Regions from separate parts of the Homo sapiens genome. Here region 1 is linked to region 2. A link is a contact called in ENCODE Hi-C or POLR2A ChIA-PET data. All regions are on one chromosome and are shown on one strand. Each heading gives the region's core, a stretch centred on a gene start or an enhancer-like site at or near the end of the contact. The rest is flanking DNA. Distances are from core to core; before and after follow the strand shown. Region 1 overlaps ARHGAP10 (Rho GTPase activating protein 10). Region 2 overlaps ARHGAP10 (Rho GTPase activating protein 10).

Region 1 (6,686 bases), core at 3,185-5,684, 44 kb after region 2:
TACTGATATAAAGAAATGTTGATTTTTATCTGTTGACTTTGCATCCTGTATCCTGAAACTCTGCTGAAGTTGTTAATCAGATCTAGTAGTCTTTTGGCAGCATCTTTAGGGTTTTCCAGGTAGAGAATCATATTGTCAGTGGAGACAGATAATTTGACTTCATCTTTTCCTATTTGGAATGCCTTTGCTTTCTCTTGCCTGATTGCTCTGGGTAGGACTTCTAGTATGTTGAATAGGAATGGTGAGAGTGGACACCCTTGTCTAGTTCCGGTTCTTAAGGAAAATGCTTCCAGCTTTTACTCATTCAGTATGATGCTGGCTGTGGGTTCATCATAAATGGCTTTTATTATTTTGAGGTATCTTCTTTCAATGCCTAGTTTGTTGGTTTTTTTCTTTTTATCATAAAGACATATTGGATTTTATCAAATGCTTTTTCTGTGTCTATTGAGATGATCATATAGTTTTTGTTTTTAATTCTGTTTATGTGGTAAATCACATTTATTGATTTGGGTAGATGAACCACTGCTACATCCCAGGAATAAAGCCTACTTGATCATGGCAAATTAACTTTCTGATATGCTGCTGGATTTGGTTTACTAGTATTTTGTTGAGGATTTTTGCATCTGTGTTCATTGGAGATATTGGCATGTAGTTTTTTGTTGTTGTTTTGTCTTTTCCAGCTTTTAGTGTTAGGATGATACTGGTTTCAAAGACAGGGTTTGGAAGGATTCCCTCCTCTATTTTTTGGAATTGTTCCAGTAGGATTGGTACCAGCTCTTTTTTGTAAGCCTGGTAGAATTTGGCTGTGAATCCATCTCGTCCAGGGCTTTTCTTGGTTGGTAGGTTTTTTAAATTACTGATTCAGTTTCATTACTCCATTATCGGTCTGTTCAGGATTTCTCTTTCTTCTTGATTCAATTTTGGGAAGTTGTGTGGTTGTATGTTTCCAGGAATTTGTCTACTTCCTCTAGATTTTCTAATCAGTGTGCATAGAGATGTTCATAGTAGTCTCTGGAGATCTTTTCTATTTCTGTGGTATCGGTTGTTATGTCACCTTTGTTATTTTTGATTGTGCTTATTTGGATCTTCTCTCCTTTTCCTTTGTTAATCCAGCTAGCAATCCTATCAATCTTGTTAATCCTATCAATCTTGTTTATCCTTTCAGAGAACCAACTTTTCATTTTATTGATCTTTAGTATGGTATTTTTGGGTCTTGGTTTCATTTAGTTCTGCTCTGATTTTAGTTATTTCTTTTCTTTTGCTAACTTTGGGTTTAGTTCTTGTTTTTCTGGTTTCTTTAGGTACAAGGTTAGGTTGTTAATTTGAGATCTTTCCACTTGATGTAGGTGTTTTGTGCAGTAAACGTTCCTCTTAACATTGCTTTTGCCATGTCTCAGAGATTTTGGTATATTATGTCTACTTTTGTTTGTTTCAAAGAAGTTTTTGATTTCTGCATTAATTTTGTGGTTTACCCAAAAGTCATTCAGGAGTTAAGTTGTTTAGTTTCCATGTATTTGTGTGTTTTTTAGAGTTGCTCTTGGTATTAATTTCTATTTTTATTCCATTGTGGTCTGAGAAGATGCTTGGTATGATTTCAGTTTTTAAAAAGTATATTGAGACTTGCTTTATGATTCAGCATGTGTTCAGTCTTTGAGAATGTTACATGTGCAGATGAGGAGAATGACTATTCTGTGGTTGTTGGGTATTCTGTAGATGCCTATTAGGTCCGGTTAGTCAAGTGTTGAATTTAAGTTCAGAATTTCTTTGTTCATTTTCTGCCTCTGTGATGTGTCTAATGCCATCAGTGAAGTGTTGAAGTCTCCTCCTATTATTATGTGGCTGTCAAAGTATTCTCTTAGGTCTAGAAGTAATTGTTTTATAAATCTGGGTGTGCCAGTGTTGGGTGCAAATACATTTAGAATAGTTAAATCTTCTTGTTGAATTTAACCTTTTATCATTATGTAATGCTCTTACTTGTCCTTTTTTTTACTGTTGTTGGTTTAAAGTCTATATTTTCTGATATATGTATAAGAGTAGGGACCTCTGCTCTTTTTCGATTCCATTTGTGTGGTAGATTTTCCTCCATCCCTTTACTTTGAGCCCAGGGGCGTGATCATATGTGAGATGGGTCTCTTGCAAACAGCAGAAGGACGGATCTTGGTTTTAAAATTCAATTTGCCACCCTATGTCTTTTATTTTTAGTCTTTTTTCAAAAGACAGGGTTTTGCTCCATCACCCGTGCTGGAAGTGCAGTGGTATGAGTATGGGTCACTGCAGCTTTGACTTCCCAGGCTCAAGTGATCCTTTTGCCTCAGCCCCCTGTCTCTTCTGGTTTATAAAGTTTCTTCTGTGAAGTCAGCTGTCATTCTGATGGGTTTCTTTTTATAGGTAACATGATCCTTTTCTGTAGCTACCTTTAAGATTTTTTCTTTTGCGTTGATCTTGGAAAGTCTGATGACTATGTGCCTTGGACTCGGTCGTCTTGTATCTCACAGGAGTTCCCTGGGTTTCTTTTCTTTCTTTCTTTTTTTTTTTTTTTTCTTTTTGAGACAGGGTCTCACTCTGTTGCCCAGGCTGGAGTGCAGTGGTGCAATCACGGCTCACTGCAGCCTTGACCTCCTCCCAGGCTCAGACAACCCTCCCATGTCAGCTTCCTAAGACTGTAGCTGGGACTACAGGCATGTGCCATCACACCCAGCTAAATCTTTTTTTTTTTTTTTTTTTTTTTTTGGTATTTTGTGTTGAGATGGGGTCTCCCTATGTTGCCCAGGCTGGTCTCGAACTCCTTGGCTCAAGCAGTCCTCCTGCCTTGGTGTCCCAAAGTGTTGGGATTACAGGTGTGAGCCACCACACCTAGCCTGGATTTCTTATATCTGCATTTTAACCTCTCAAGCAAGATTGGGGAAATTTTCCTGAATTTTATCCCCAAATATGTTTTCCAAGCTGCTTATTTTCTCTTCTTTTCTCTCAGGAATGCCAATAAGGTATACATTTGGTTGTTTTACATAATCTCGTATTTCTCAAATACTTACTTACTTTCTTTTTTTTCCTGAATTTTCGAGACAGGGTCTTACTCTCGCCCAGGCTGGAGTGCACTGGTATAATCACAGCTCATTGCAGCCTCGACTTTCTGGGTTCAGGTGATTCTTCCGCCTCAGTCTTCCTAGTAGCTGGACTCCAGGTGTGCATGACCATGCACTGCTAAGTTTTTGCATTTTTTGTAGAGATGGGGGTCTCACCATGTTGCCTAGCCTGGTCTTGAACTCTTGGGCTCAGAAGATCCACCCGCCTTGGCCTCCCAAAGTGCTGGGACTACAGGCATGAGCCATGGTGCCTGGCTGCTTTGTTTTTTTTTTTTTTTTGAAGCAGAGTCTCACTCTGTCGCCCAGGCTGGAGTACAGTGGCACGATCTCGGCTCACTGCAACCTCCACCTCCCGGGTTCACGCCATTCTCCTGCCTCAGCCTCCCGAGTAGCTGGGACTACAGGCGCCCGCCACCACGCCCAGCTAATTTTTTGTATTTTTAGTAGAGACAGGGTTTCACCGTGTTAGCCAGGATGGTCTCCATCTCCTGAGCTCGTGATCCGCCCGCCTCCTCCTCCCAAAGTGCTGGGATTATAGGCGTGAGCCACTGCACTCGGCCTGTTCATTTTTTAAAATTCTTTTTTTTTTTTTCAAATTTTTGTCTGGGTTCATTTGAAGCACTGATTTTTGAGTTCTGAAATTCTTTCTTTTGCATGGTCTCATCTGCCGTTAAGACTTCCAACTGTATTTTGAAATTCCTATAGTGAATTTTTCAATTCTAGAAGTTCTGTTTTGTTCCTTCTTAACATAGCTATGTCATCTTTTGAATCTTGAGTCGTTTTTGTGTTGTTTCTTGTCTTGGATTTCAATTTTCTCTTTGATCTTGTTGCATTTCTTTGCTATCCATATCCTGGATTCTTTATATGTCATTTCAGACATTCATTCCGGTTAGAATCCATTGCTGGGGAGTTAGTGGGATCCTTTGAAGGTGACAAAACAGTCTGGCTTTTTCTACTGCTGGAGTTCTTATGCTGGTTTCTTCTCATTTGAAAGAACTGATGTTTTCTTTTTTTTGATTTTGTTATTGTTTGGATGAGAGTTCTTGATTTTTTTATTCTTTTTGTCCTTGGGGCTGTTACTGTGGTGTATATTGTGTGTGATTGTTTGGCTACGTTTCTGGGTATTTTCAGAGTTCCAAGGCTGTTTATGAGTTCCTTGGTTGCAGAGAGGTTCCTACAGTGGCTTTCTCCTTTGTTGCTTGTAGGGGTGTAATTTTGTTTGGTGGTGTTGTTTAAGCTGCAGTCCAGTAGATGGCGCTTAAGAGTAATAGCTGCCTGGGGAATGGGCAGAGGGAGGCAACAGAGAAGCATGAAAAGCGCCCTCCCCCAGTACACATTCGCGTTCAGCGGCTGGAGCCACTGGAGAAGCCCCAGGAAGCAGTTTCTTTCAGCCCAAACTCTCCAGGCCCCAGCAGGAGGACGCACTGCCAAGTCCGCCACAGCACATTGAGGAGGCGGGAAGGGAGTATGAGACGACCCTCTCTCCATGTTCGTTCCAGGGCTGTGGTGGTGCCACCTTTAGCGGCTAATGCCATGCCCGTGTTTCCTTTGACCCACGGTGGCCTTTGGAGGCTGTGCTCCCACCTCCCTTGTGGGAGGACCACACCAAGAGTTGGGTCTCCAGATCTGGCTGTTTTCACTGGCAAGGTGTCTGTTTGAGTTCTGTGGTTATAAATAGCATTTCTGTGGTGGCTTGTGAGCAGGCTCACTGCCTCCTGTAGGACCAGGGGGCAGTGGTCTCAGGAGACTAACCTCGTTCCTGAGTGCTGTGTGCTTATGTCTGATTTCTTATTGTGTTGTGCCATTCAACGTCCAGGCCAAGAAGTGGCTTTTGGGTTAAGAGCCAGCTGTGGCCAATATAGTTGAGTAGAAACTTGATCCTTGTTTACTGGGGAAACTCTCTGTTGCCTCAGGGCCAATCTGTGGAGTGCACAGTGGTCTGAGCGCCCTGCTCCAACCTGGAGGAGGGCTTCAAGATGGGCAGGCCAGACCAGGCAGGCCCACCTACAGGTCCCCCAATGGCAGGTCCGAGCATCAGCTTTGAGGGGTGGTCCAATGGGTGGCTACTAGGCACATAGAGATGTGCCTAGGTGTGGAGCTGGGAACCTCACCTGGTCTCAAGTTCTCTGCATGAGGCAGTGGAGCTGCCTAATCTCATCCAGGAGAGTGGGTCCTCCAGGTGCCAGGAGATCTGCTTGGGTATGGAGCAGAGAGGGCCCTGCTGCACCACAGTCTCTGCACAAGAAGGGAAGGGTAGCTCTGGCTGCAGATCCAGGCAAGTGGGTGCTCTGAATGCCTGGAGATACTCCTGGGTGTGGGGAAGAGAGGGCCTCACTGTACCACGGTCTCTGCACAGGAAAGATGGGTGGCTCAGGCTACTGATCCAGGTGAGCAGGTGCTCTGAATGCATGGAAATCTGCCTGGGGGTGGAGTGTAGAAGGCCCTGCTGCACCATAACCTCAGGAGAGGAGGCTGGGCACCCAGCAGGGACACATGCAAACCAGTTCCAGGCCACCAAGCTGGCTCTGTCTGCACGCCTCATTGCCCAGATAAACCATGGCTACAGCGACTCTCCTCTTACTTTTGGACCTGTGATGGGGGAGAGCACAATTCTAGTACCTACTGTTGGGTTACTTTCTATATTTGTTGCTCAGTTTTGGCTGTGGAGGCCTTTCCCCTGCTGCAGAGCAAATGCTGCAATATTTGATCCAAGACTAAATTGTCTGCATGACCACACTGCCAAATTGCTGAAGAATGACTGCCTTGTTTGAGCCTGGATTAAAAATGGCATCCCCTTGTCATTCCTGGTTCTGAGAAAATACATGCAGCTTTTCTCAGTGTGTCCGTCTCAGCGTCTGTAAGCTTTTCCCCAAGTTAGCTCCAAGGCTGAAGAGAAACAAAGTGCTCTCCCTCGGCCTGGGTTGCGCGGATCCCTAGCAGTAAGGGAAATGACAGCGGGAGGTCCTCTGCCTCTTATGTATTGAGGCTTCACTCACTTTTACCAGCCAGATGCCATCATGGAGGCTGTTTGCCCACCTTCTCCTCTCTGGAGTCTGGGGTGTCCTTTGCTGTTGAAGTGGATTTCCGTTTTCCTGTTTGAATTAAAGCTCACAGGGTTTATCTTTATGCACTATTTTGCTATTTGCAAGTGGCTGAGGTATGCGGAAAGCCTCTCATCTGCCATCTTGGGAAAAAAGGTCATGTGACTTTTGAGGGACTTAAGTGACCGGTTTAACCTCATTATCAGTTTCCTCATCTATGAAATAAGAAAAACGGAACTACCTCCCTGATGGAGTGGTTACAGGGATGAAGTGAGCTACTCCATGCCTCTCACTGCCATTTCCAAATGAGACACATGAAGCTCATGGAGGGTCATCAACTTGCTCGAGGTTATAGAACTAAAAATGGCCAAACTGGGATTTGAGCCCACTCTGTTTCCAAAGCCTGTCCCTTAGCTCTTCCACTGTTGTTGTCTGATGAAGTATATACAAATATATGCATTTAATATTAAATGACTGCAATTACTTGTTTGCTTTTCGAGAAAATCAAGGGGTTAACTGATTTTTACAGCTAGAGGGTAATGACAGGAAAGCAAACTCCTCT
Region 2 (6,233 bases), core at 3,545-6,044:
TGTTGATCAGAAATAGTGATCCCTTTGGTTGACAGGGAAATTTGGAAAAGAAGCTGGAAAAGGACATGATAAACTCACTAATATGCCTTGGCATATTGGTTGGTTTATATCCTTAAGATGTATTTGATGCCTTTTATATGAACATATATGTGTTCATAGATAAAAAGTATGTTCCAGCTCTCATTTAGTTCAGAGCCTTTGAGAACAGTGTAGCAAGAAATAGAAAATCGAACAAGACTTGAGTGTATGTATTTTACGTGCGATTTCCAAGCTGCTTTTGTGCAAGGTTTATTTAAATTTCATTTAAAAATGTAGAAACTGTGTTGAGTAGCTTTAATTCCCCCTTGCACCTCTCAGTATGCATTAGCAATTACTTCTCTCAGGTTGATGAATTTGAACTTGATCAATTATTTGATAGTAATTACTGGCACAGAGTGATTATTATTGCCGAAGTGACATTCTTATTTCATCTCTCCATATAATTCAGGCCGTTTTCACAGAGGCATGTTTGCTTGAATGCAGAGTATGATTTGCTCTTTTGGCTTCTACCACTGAGGTCAAACTTTTTAAGCTTTCTTAGCTAGAGTAGTACTGAAACCCTCTGGTATTTTAAACTATCTGGATGTGCCCTTCTGGCTTCCAAAAAGAAGGAAGGATTGAGGCTCAATCTTTTTTCCTGTATCGGGCTCAAAAGGTCTCTGATTTTTGTGTTTCTTAGCAACTTTCTTTTCTTTTTTCCAACTCCTGGCAGGGCTGTGCGGCCTCCTTTTCCTCTCTTTTTTTTTTTTTTTTTTTTTTGAGATGGAGTCTTGCTCTGTCGCCCAGGCTGGACTGCGGACTGCAGTGGCGCAATCTCGGCTCACTGCAAGCTCCGCTTCCCGGGTTCACGCCATTCTCCTGCCTCAGCCTCCCGAGTAGCTGGGACTACAGGCGCCCGCCACCGTGCCCGGCTAATTTTTTTGTATTTTTAGTAGAGACGGGGTTTCACCTTGTTAGCCAGGATGGTCTCGATCTCCTGACCTCATGATCCACCCGCCTCGGCCTCCCAAAGTGCTGGGATTACAGGCGTGAGCCACCGCGCCCGGCCCTTTTCCTCTCTTATAGTTGCTGAATGTTCGCCCTCAGGAAGGTGTGTCTCTGATGCTGTGACTCCTTAGTGTTCTGAGTAGACTTAGGTAGACTAAGGGCTAGCCTTTGCTCTTCTGGTTCTTTAAGCTCTAATGAGATGGAGAGTAATTATTAGCTTGCTTGGGCTGCCATAATAAAGTATCACAGGCTGGGTGACTTAAATCAGGGGTCCCCAATCCCCAGACCGTGGCCTATTAGGAACCAGGCCTCACAGCAGGCGGTGAGCAGTGGGCAAGCCTTATGGCCTCAGCTCCGCCTCCTGTCAGATCAGTGGCGACATTAGATTGTTATAGGAGTGCAAACCCTATTGTGAACTGCACATGTGAGTGATCTAGGTTTTGTACTCCTTATGAGAATCTAATAATAAATGTAATGCTCTTGAATCATTCTGAAACCATCCCCCCCACCCCAATCGGTGGAAAAATTGTCTTCCATGAAACCAGCCCCTGGTGCCAAAAAGGTTGGGGATGGGGGCTGCTGAATAAACAATAGAAATCAATTTTCTCACAATTCTGGGGGCTACAAGTCCAATATTAAGCTATCAGCAGGGTTAATTTCTTCTGAGGCCTCTCTCTGGCATGGGGATAGCTGTCTTCTCCCTGTGTCTTCTCATGGTCCCCCTCTGTACATGTCTGTGTCTTCATCTCTTCTTACAAGGCCTCCAGTCATGGTGGATTTGTGCCCACCCTGGTGACCTCATTTTAATTTAATTACTTTTTTTTTCAAGACCTTATTTCTAAATACAGTCACATTTGGAAGTACTGAGGATTAGGACGTCAACAGATGAATTTGTGGGGATACAATTCAGCCTATAACAGAAGGAAAAATAGGACATTTGTAAAACTTAAAAAATAAGGAATAAAAAGCAAAGAGGATTTATATTCCTTTGGGTATATACCCAGTAATATAAATCGTCCTGTTATACACACACATGCACATGTATATTCATTGCAGCCCTACTCACAATAGCAAAGACATGGACTCAGCCTAAATGCCCATCAGTGATAGACTGGATAAAGAAAATGTGGGGTCAGGCGTATTGGCTCATGCCTGTAATCCCAGCACTTTGGGAGGCGGAGGCAGGCGGATCACCTGAGGTCAGAAGTTCAAGATGAGCCTGACCAACATGGTGAAACCCCATCTCTACTAAAAATACAAAATTAGCTGGGTGTGGTGGCATATGCCTGTAATCCCAGCTACTTGGGAGGCTGAGACAGGAGAATCACTTGAACCTGTGAGGTGGAGGTTGCAGTGAGCCGAGATTGCTCCATTGTACTCCAGCCTGGGCAACAAGAGTGAAACTCCATCTCCAAAAGAAACAAAATGTGGTACATAAAGTACCACGGACTACTATGCAGCCCTAAAAAGGAACGAGGATCATGTCCTTTGCTGGGACATGGATGGAAGTGGAGGCCATTATCCTTAGCAAAGTAATGCAGGAATAGAAAACCAAACACTGCATGTTCTCACTTATAAGTGGGAGCTAAATGATGAGAACTCGTGGACACATAGAGGAGAACAACACATACTGAGGCCTATGGGAGGGTGGAGGGTGGGAAAAGGGAGGGGATCAGGAAGAATAATTAATGAGTACTAGGCTTAGTACCTGGGTGATGAAATAGTCTGTACAACAAATGCCATGACACAGGTTTATTATCTATGTAACAAACCTGTACATGTACCCCTGAACTTAAAAGTTAAAAAAAATAGTATATGTAACTATAATTTTTAAAAAAAGCAAAGAGAAAAAGAAGGAACAAAACTTGACAAGGAAGAATGAATGCTTTTGTGTGTGTGCTGTGAGTTACAATCTGTAGGACATGTGTTAGTATCATCTCATTTCCCTCCCAGCATAACATAGGGTATAGGATGCAGTCCTTGATCTCAGATACAGCATAGAGACTCCGAGAGGTTTCCTCTCTTCCTCATGAGTGACTGAACTGACTTGAATCCAATTCTTTAGACTCTGACTAGTATTCTTTTCATCACTCCGAGCAGGGAGGTGAAAAGAAAGTAAACCCTCGTGGTCAAATTCCATGGCCTTTTGTTGTGTTATTCTGTTTTGGAAACTTTGGGGATTAGAGGCATCATCTGCCTGTCAGCCAGTTGTGTTCTTGTTACCTTTAACATTCGTAGCGGAGAAAATAAACACACAGCCAGAAAGCTGCAACTCATTTGAGAAGTAAATATAAGTCACATTTTTTGGAAGTCATTATTATGAAAATTTTCAAGCATAAAAAAGTAGAGAGATTGGTATAATGAATTCCCATATTCTCATCCAGATTCAATAATTATCAAGATTTTGCCACAGTTGTTTCATCTATCCCTTTTTCCCTCTTAAAGCAAATGTAAGGTTACTTTTAACCCTTTCAGGATGCAACTTTAAACAAATGGAGATTTTCTTACCCTTAATGCTACTCAGTTTGCTAATTGCATCAAAAATGTCTTTTCGTCATTGATTTGTTCAGATCAGAATGCAAATGATAAGGATATTTGTTCAGCATACCAAATTAGGTTTGACAATACATTTTCTTTTATATGTCTCTTGTTTTCAGGGACAATTTGTTTTCAGATCTCTGTAGAGAGAGAGGATGCATTGATTTGGTTCATTTTGCAGTATACTTTGTGGTGATATTGATTTGAAGTTTCACAGCTCCTCACTGGACAGGACATGTAACAACTTTAAAAAAAATTACAGTTTTGCTTTAGTTTTGAATGAATTTCTATGGTTTTCAGAAATCATCCAAACAATGATTTCTATGTACTAATCATCACCGTATTTTTAAAAGGCTAAAACTTTTGAAGAAAAATGTAAACAAGTAAATACAGTAAACATAAAAGTTTTAGTGCATCTTTACAAATTGGATTGGTATTCATTTCAATGTATCCATGATACTTAACTAACTTACTAACATTGAGGCATTTCATTTTTGTCCACATGGAACATTGTTTGCTGAGATTATTTTTTTAACCACAACTTACAGATAAAAAGCTAGTAAAACAAGTTGTTAAACACTTGATTTTTTCAAAGGTTATTTTTATAGTTAACAGGAATGCTGCTAATGTTAGTTAGCAAAGATTTTGAATGCAACTGTTTGATGGCTTTTAAAATATGATAGTCTTCTATTTTGCTAATAGTTTGTTTCTTCCCATAGGTATAAATGACCAAGGATTGTACAGAGTTGTGGGGGTGAGTTCAAAGGTCCAGAGACTTCTGAGTATGTTGATGGGTATGCCTCTTTTCTAATCATTTTTCCATGTGTTATTTGTGTATGTTCATTGACTTCACAGCTTAATATTTCATAATAATGTAGAGAATACTTGTCATTCCATTCCTCTACTTTCTACAGGAGTTTTCTGCTGAGCAGAGACAATTGACCCACAGAAGTAGATTAGTATTTGCATCAGCATAGATTGTCTATTACCTCTTATTAAGAAATGAAAAAAGAATGCACCCCCTGGTTGACTATCTTCCTGTGCTTGCTTCTCACAGGGAAGTGGCAGTCAGGCCTCTATGATTTGCGTGGCTTCCAAATAGCCTGTCCAGAATTGTGACAGTACATTTGGTTGGACAAGACCACTGGGACTCGCTCATTTTTATGGAGCTTCCAAAACTGTCATTTGACAGCAAGGGTCTGATTCTCAGGGATTCATTGGTATTCACAGTGGCTTGTTTGTAGTTCACACCAGGCTCTCCTCCAGAACCATGCATGCTCCATCTGTGCTGATAACACAGTGTTCTTTGGCATCGCAGACTAGAGGAAGCCAGAAAGTGAATTCATTTCATTACCCCAGACATTATGTGAATGACAAAGCGCTTTTACATTACACACTGCTGTCAGTTCATTGCCACCTGTAAGACACTCCACTTCTCCCCCACCCCAAAACAGGCTGCCTCTTGAAGAGTGATGATAACTCATCAGGCTAGAGGGCCTGTGTATCAAACCAATCTGTCATTATGATCTTGCTACATATTAATTTATTTGATACCTTACTTTAATTAATCAATATTAACAATGCCCTCAGGTGTGCTGTGAATGCATTCCAACCTGTCTGCATCTTAAAACATTACAGCAAAGAGTCATTTTTAGGAAGCATGAGCCAAGTTGAATAAAATCAACTGCCATGCTACAGATAGGATTGCTTGTTTGCCTATATTTGAATTAAGGATTTAATAAGCAACAATCTTTTATAAGCTATTAACCACAGGAGAAATTGCCCGTCATCAGTTGGAGAGCCTTATTAGAATACATTCACTTCCATAAGCTGTTTTCATTTTCTGCCTCTCTGGTTTAACTTGGGTGTGCAATTTTGGCAGTCAGATTTTCCTTTTTACCAATAGTGGTCTCCAAATTAAATAGACTCAGGTTGCCAGTGGTTCAGTAGCAGCTGGAAGAATTTAATGGGAGTACAGCATCTGCTTTTACTTAATTTTAAAATTGGAATCACTTCTTTCATTTCCAAGATGGTGTTATGATGATTAGAACTGGAAGAGTATATTGATAACAGAATGGGAAATGTGGACTGAAAGGCACATTTTGCTGGTAAATTGGTCCTAAGGACCTGGCATTATTTTTATTATCATCTTGTTCCTGTTCAAGGAAAGTTTGAACAAGGGTTTTTCTGTGGTCACCTTGAAGTGCTAAGCTGTCTCAAAATTTGTTGGTCATCTCATAAAATTCTACGTGTACAGCATTGCTAAACTCAGCGTGGTAGTTTGCTCTGCTCATGGGAAATGTCCCAAGCCAGTCCTTAACTTACAAGGTGTTTTTAAATATCTAAACCCTCAAAAAATTCGTGACCTGGAAAACTGTTTTTACTTTTCATGGGCCTCAGAGTAGAGAAGCCCAGGACATGAGTGTGACACAACCTCACACATATTGCTGGCAAGGGAAATGCTTATGTTTTCAGTAATACCATTCTGCAATCAGAGGAAAGTTAGAGAATTGATGTGAGACAGATACTGACTTGTTACCTCCTCATTAAGCCATTCATTTAAGAGGGTTACACAATATACATTTGTTTTGAGTAATCTATAAATAATTCCTAGTGTGAATTTAAGATTATCAGTCAAAAACTTTGGATTTTCATTAGCATTAATACCA

What was found. A loop is a pair of places that touch in the nucleus more often than their neighbours do. ChIA-PET counts read pairs that join two places held with the same protein, here RNA polymerase II (POLR2A). Pooled maps may share reads with other maps.
Region 1: a map with no recorded cell type shows a loop between it and region 2 (3-fold over the local background). The contact joins two enhancer-like sites. A Hi-C loop is called at or near these places in 1 of 168 maps with a recorded cell type or tissue (mammary epithelial cell), 16 of 37 single-sample maps with no recorded cell type and 9 of 50 pooled maps. POLR2A ChIA-PET finds 5 or more read pairs at or near these places in 3 of 52 experiments (GM12878, OCI-LY7 and endothelial cell of umbilical vein).

Annotation. Positions count from the first base shown.
Region 1 is chr4:147,979,842-147,986,527 of GRCh38, forward strand. The region is part of intron 18 of ARHGAP10 (Rho GTPase activating protein 10); the gene reads left to right. Among named protein-coding and RNA genes, the nearest start is that of MIR4799, 200 kb to the left of the region's middle. RefSeq lists an enhancer at 1,486-1,535. Within about 2 kb of position 4,435, at least 3 of the 41 ENCODE cell types and tissues checked have a DNase peak (open chromatin) inside an H3K27ac peak, as active enhancers do.
Region 2 is chr4:147,935,542-147,941,774 of GRCh38, forward strand. ARHGAP10 (Rho GTPase activating protein 10) reads left to right here. Exons shown (of 23, transcript NM_024605.4): 14 at 4,284-4,358. Among named protein-coding and RNA genes, the nearest start is that of MIR4799, 160 kb to the left of the region's middle. Within about 2 kb of position 4,795, at least 2 of the 41 ENCODE cell types and tissues checked have a DNase peak (open chromatin) inside an H3K27ac peak, as active enhancers do.